Regions from separate parts of the Homo sapiens genome. Here region 2 is linked to region 1. A link is a contact called in ENCODE Hi-C or POLR2A ChIA-PET data. All regions are on one chromosome and are shown on one strand. The core of a region is the stretch at or near the end of the contact, and the rest is flanking DNA. Distances in the headings are between cores, read along the strand shown.

Region 1 (2,639 bases), core at 55-2,554:
TGCAGCTGACCTGAAGGGTGTGGTGTAATTAAAGAATCTCTGAGCTGCAAGGGGGTTACCTCCTTCAGCATCCCTCCCCACCCCATGAATCACCCATACACTCCCTACCAGTGGGAGGCCTTCTACCTCCCACCTCCAAGATCCATTCTGATCATTGAGTGGTTCTTTCTTAGTGTCACCCTGCCCTTCTGAAATTCCCACTTATTGTGAAATTCCCACTTATTGTGAAATTCCCGTTAGTTCTGCCCCTTGGAATCAAACGGAGAAATCTAACTCCCGTTTGTGTTTTAAATCAGGCTAAATACACATTGTATCCCAAAGCCCTTTAATCCCTGGGGCCATGGGAGGGTACATTGCCTTTCCACCTGAGGCTGATCAGTAATTATCAGGGGGGCTGCTGGGAGCCAGCTCTGAAGGAGGGCTATGACAGAGTGCATGCTGCCACTCTGTGATGTCACTTCTGAGACAGATGCCTGGGAGCCTTGGGCCCACTGTCTCCAACCCACAGGGCCTGGGCGGGGAAGGAACCCAGGTGAGGCAGGGCTGGGAAGCCAGTGTTCTTTCCCCTGAGTTCCTTTCCATGCAGACTGCTTTGTCTTACCTCCCCAACACGTGTTCATACTACGACCCTGCTCTCTCTGTCCAGCCAGGGCCTTCGTGGGTCTGTGCCACGAAGACCACTCACTTCTGCCTATTCCCTGCACTTGAGGCACAGGTCACTAGTTAACAGGTTACTAGTTAGTGCCCCCTGAACTTTGGTGAATGTGTATGTTGAAGAGGCTGGGTTTCTCCTGCTCACTCTCAGTCTCTGGCTTTCTTCTGGATGGGGCTGGCTTCCCTCTGGGTGCCCATCTTCAAGTCGTTTGCTCTTGCAAACCCTACTGGAGCCTGTGTTTCTGAGGGTGGAGTCTCTGCAGGGGTGGGCCTGGAGCTGACACCTCTTCTCTGGACAGATGGACCCCCCATTCCTGGTGCTCCCTTGCTGGGGAAGGAGAAGAATCAAGCTCCTTCTTTGGGTCTTTTCCCCAGTAGGGGACCTGCTTGCCCATCCAGCCTCCCCTTTTTTCTTTTTTTGGACCCTTCATTGGTGAAGACTCTGCTGGCCCCGAGAGAGCCCCCGTGACCTGACTCCAGGGCCTGGCACCCTTCTACCCTCACCCTAACAGTCCTCCCCTTCCTCTTCTGTCCAGCCTCCCCTGTCCCCTCTGTGCAGCCGCTCCTTCCTCTGCTCCGTTTTCTTCCTCTTTTCTCTCTGCACTCTCTCTACCTCATTCCTCTCACTGAGACTTCTCACTTCCCTCTGTGTCTGCCTTTTGACCTTTTTCTGCTCCTCTGCTCCTCCCTTGGTGCCAGGCTGTGGCCCAGGGTCCTGGCTGCTCGCCTCCACTCTTCTGCTGCGGTTGACAACGCGTGTGGAGCTCAGCTGTACTGCCGAAGGGCCGTGGCCCTCAAAGCCACAGGGGCATCAGTTTACCTCCACTGCAGGAACCTTCAGGGGCCCAGGGGATGCAGCTGCCCACCCCCTTTGCTTCCTGGGCTGTGGGGTAGGCAGAGCCTATTTGGGGTGGAGCGACAGGAGGCCAGGGTATTGGGCCTGTCAATCGAGGGCCGGGAGACTGCCCCTCTCTGAAAGGCAAAGCCAACCCAGTGTCTACCTGCTGCCTACTTCCTGCTCAGGATCCTACTGTTATCCATTCCCTCAGCTCACATGGAGGGAAGCTGAGGCATGGAGAGAAGTGCTTTGCCCAGGGTCACACAGTGAGTTAGTGAGTGTTAGGGTGGAGATGAGGACCCAGCTCCCTTGCTTCCCAGTAAAGGATTTCTGCAGCTCCAGCCAGTCCCCTCCCTTGGGCTGCGTCAGGCTTGGCGTTTGATGGAGTGGTGCAGACATCCTAAAGGCCTTAAATCTGGACTTCATAGGACCCTGGTCCACTGTTCCCTCTGCAAGACCTGACTGGCTCCCACCTTTGGGTGGTGTGTCTAACCAGAGGGATGGCCAGAGGCTTCAGGGCCCTGGGCTGCTGGCTCTGTGTAGCCACACGGGGCCTTCCCAGTCCTGAAATCAGAGGATAGCAATGCCAGGACCGGACTGGGGCAGGGGCAGGAAACTTTGCTTATGGTGGCTGCTTGTCCCCAACTGCTTTGTGTTCTCAGAGAAATCATATTTTGGGGGCTGCACTGTCTCTATCTGTGAGGCCTTGGCTCCTCTGACTAGGAAAGCAGGTTAATACTAGGTCCTCTTCAGGGTGAAGGACTCCCATGATCTATCCCCAGTAGCAGCCTGGCATTTCCCAGGATTGGAAAGGGTGGAAGGAAGGTTCCTGTAGGGGTGGTACTAGCCACTGGGGCTTTGGGAGGTGTATGGCCTCGGGAAGGGGGCCCTGGGGCAGACCCCTCCATTTAGCTCAGAGCCCAGAGGGGAACAGGGAGTGACAAGTCACACCTGGGCTCTGAGGAGGGAGTCGTCCCAGAGCAGGGGATGCAGGGATTCTGGCTCTCCCCACCCATCTCCCTCCCAGAGACAGGGGAGATGTGGGGTTGGTCAAGCCCTCGGCCCCCATTGATCCCCTGTACGACTGGGATTCCCAAGGTGCCCGTCTCCCTCAGACACTAGAGGCCTGGTACCCTCTAAGAAGGGG
Region 2 (2,639 bases), core at 57-2,556, 89 kb before region 1:
TCCTCGCTCCCCACAGGTCCCTCTCCCCAAAATATTCCCATCTTGTCCTAGCCCATCCCCCAGACTATCTCAAGGACCAGCTGTCCCCACGCCCCCGACCTCCACTAGGCCTGTGCCACCCGCTGCCTGCAGGAAGACGCCCGGTCCCGGGCCGGGTTAGCCCCATGGGAACGGTTTGTCTCGAAAACAGGAACCCGAGCTGGGGGCTGGGCGGGGCGCCCCTTCCCCACCGCAGTCCGCTTCCTGCCCCTCCCGGCTTCCTCCGCCCGACACCCAGGCAGGGCGGGGGGCACTGGGGCGTCCGCGGTTGGGGGAGGGGCTCTTCGTTTCGGTCCCCCCTCCGCGTCCCGGGCGGCGGGGCCTCCGGTCGCCCGCCCTCGGGGCAGCTAGTGGCGCAGCCCCCCGCCCGCGGCCCTGGCCTCCCGGGCGGCGCGGCAGGGGAGGGGTTAAGCTGCCGCAGGGACCGCCGCGTGCGGGGCGAGAGGGAGCCCCCGGTGGGGGTGGCGCAGCCGGCGGTGCGGAGCTCCGCGCAGGGGCGGAGGGGGGAGGGGGCAGCCTGGCGCGGGGGCGGGGGCGGGGCGGCGGGGAGCGGGGCCGCGGCGTGGAGAGCGGGCGGGAGCCGCAGCCGCAGCGAGGCCGGCGGGCGGGAGCGCACGGAGGTGGGGTCGGCCAGGCCGGTGCGGGCTCCTTGCGGCAGGTCCCAAGAGTGAGTGGGCGAGCGCGGGCGGGGCGCCAGGCGAAGGAGGGCGCGGCCCCCAGCGACTCCCCCCCCGCCCAGGGCGGCGCGGGCGGGCTGGGGGCGGCGAGCGGGTGGGGAGTCTGCGGCCCGGGTCTGGGAGAGGGGGCAGCGGCCACGAGAGCTAAGGCGCGCTGGATCCCCGGAGGGCGGAGGACCTCCACGGTGCACCCAGCTTTTCCCAGCCACCTTCCAGCGGGGCCCTCCCCCGCGTACCCCCATTTGGCAGATGAGAAAATTGAGGCTCCCAGAGGCCAAGTGATTCTCAAGGTCACACGAGGAAGCGGTAGAGCCAGGCGGGGACGGCTCTGGGTGGCTCTTAGGAAAAGTCCGCCTGAGAACTCCGTACAGGAGCTCCCCTGTCCTCCAGCCTGGGGGAGTGAGTATGTGTAGGGCCGGGGTACCTTTCCGTGGGGCAAGGCTCTGCCAAAATCTGGGAGTGAGGGGAGTCAGGGAGCTGGGGCCGCAGGGCGGGCCCTGCACCGCAAATGGGAGGGGGGCGACGGAATGGGCGTGCGCACCCATGGGGGTGTGTGCATGTGTGTGGGAGTGTACATGCGTGGAGAGGCACTGCCTTGCGTGTGTGCACACGTGTGAGGATGTCAGCGCCTGTGTGGCCGCGGGACTCAAGGCTGGCCTGGCTCAAGTGAACAGCACGTCCAGGAGGCGACCTCGTCCGCGGGTTTGCATTCTGGGGTGGACGAGCTGGGTATGTGTGCCTGAGGGTTTCTTCGTGCAGGTGTGCACAGGGTGTGGGTGCCATTGTGTGTGAGAGACGGAGGATGGGAGGCCGGTGCCTGTGGCCCGGTGCGTGTAAGTGCGGACGCCTGCACCTCCACTTAGGTCCCCGGCCTCCGACGAATAACTTGGGTGTGGAGTGTTTGCCCCTGCCAGGGTGCGTATGACCCCGCCAGTGACCGGAGTTGCTAATGGTGTCATGCACCCACCGGCCACCCTTGGCGCGAGCGCCCCCCTCTGGACACCCTGCTCCGTGCGCGCTCACAGTTCGCCTGTGCGGGGCCGGGGCCAGGGTCAGGAGCCGGGGATAGGGAGGAAGAGGGCCTGTGGACAAGCTGAGCCGGGACCCCTGGGACCTTTGCGGAGGTGGCCTGGGAGCGCTCAGTTCCCAGGCTCAGGCTTCCCGCTGACGCCTCCTGGCCGCAGCGGGCTCCCCCCGCCCCAGGAATGTTCCTCTCCCATCCAGTCCGCCTCCCCTAGGGCAGGCCCCCTGGGGGCTGCCGCAGCCCCGCCTCGCCTTCCTGGGCTCCCGGGAGGGGGCGAGGCGGGCAGGACGCCTGGGTTCTCTCCCCCCACCTCCCATACCAGGGAGAAATTCCTCCGAGGTCCCCTCAGGCTCTGGGTTCCCAAAATAACCCTGCGGGGGAAGGGAGGCTGTGGAGGGAGGGAAGCGGGAGGGGCGCAGAGCCGAGCTGCGGGGTGCTGCAGGTGCCTCTGGGGAGAGGGCGCGAGGAGAAGGCGCCCTGCGGGGGGCTGGGCGCCAGCCAGTCCTGGGATCTTGGTTCGTCCCCATCCTCGTGAAGCCCCTCGGCCTTCCCGCGACTCCGAGGGTGGGCCGGAAGCCTCTCTGCGGGTCCGTTTCCCAACTGGCGGGTTGCACCATCCCGGGCCAGACCGTTTAACCCCGGGAGTGGCCGCGGGGGACAACTCCGCCCCTGTCCAGCAGGGGGCGTGCCCGCCCCGCCCCGTTTCTGCCCGCGGGGCCGCTCCCCCGCCCGCGACTCCGCAGACTCCCGCTCTGCCTCTCCCGGGACAGGGGTTCGGTCCGAGCCCGGTGGGAGGCTCCCGGAGCGCAGCCTGGGCCCAGCCCACCCCGCGCCGGCGGCCATGGCAGGCACCCTGGACCTGGACAAGGGCTGCACGGTGGAGGAGCTGCTCCGCGGGT

What was found. A loop is a pair of places that touch in the nucleus more often than their neighbours do. ChIA-PET counts read pairs that join two places held with the same protein, here RNA polymerase II (POLR2A). Pooled maps may share reads with other maps.
Region 2: a loop to region 1 is called in a map of PC-9, with 5 times the contacts of the local background. The contact joins the promoter of RASGRP2 here to the enhancer-like site in region 1. A Hi-C loop is called at or near these places in 4 of 168 maps with a recorded cell type or tissue (K562, PC-9 and mammary epithelial cell), 1 of 37 single-sample maps with no recorded cell type and 7 of 50 pooled maps. POLR2A ChIA-PET finds 5 or more read pairs at or near these places in 5 of 52 experiments (AG04450, H1, PC-9 and 2 more).

Annotation. Positions count from the first base shown.
Region 1 is chr11:64,653,981-64,656,619 of GRCh38, reverse strand. The region is part of intron 11 of NRXN2 (neurexin 2); the gene reads left to right. Among named protein-coding and RNA genes, the nearest start is that of NRXN2-AS1, 11 kb to the right of the region's middle. RefSeq lists enhancers at 1,434-1,593, 2,555-2,639. Within about 2 kb of position 1,304, at least 4 of the 41 ENCODE cell types and tissues checked have a DNase peak (open chromatin) inside an H3K27ac peak, as active enhancers do.
Region 2 is chr11:64,742,809-64,745,447 of GRCh38, reverse strand. It overlaps RASGRP2 (RAS guanyl releasing protein 2), which reads left to right and starts at 1,306. Exons shown (of 17, transcript NM_001098671.2): 1 at 1,306-1,445; 2 at 2,511-2,639. The coding sequence starts at 2,582. RefSeq lists silencers at 190-389, 640-749, 1,740-1,789, 1,950-1,999, 2,310-2,639.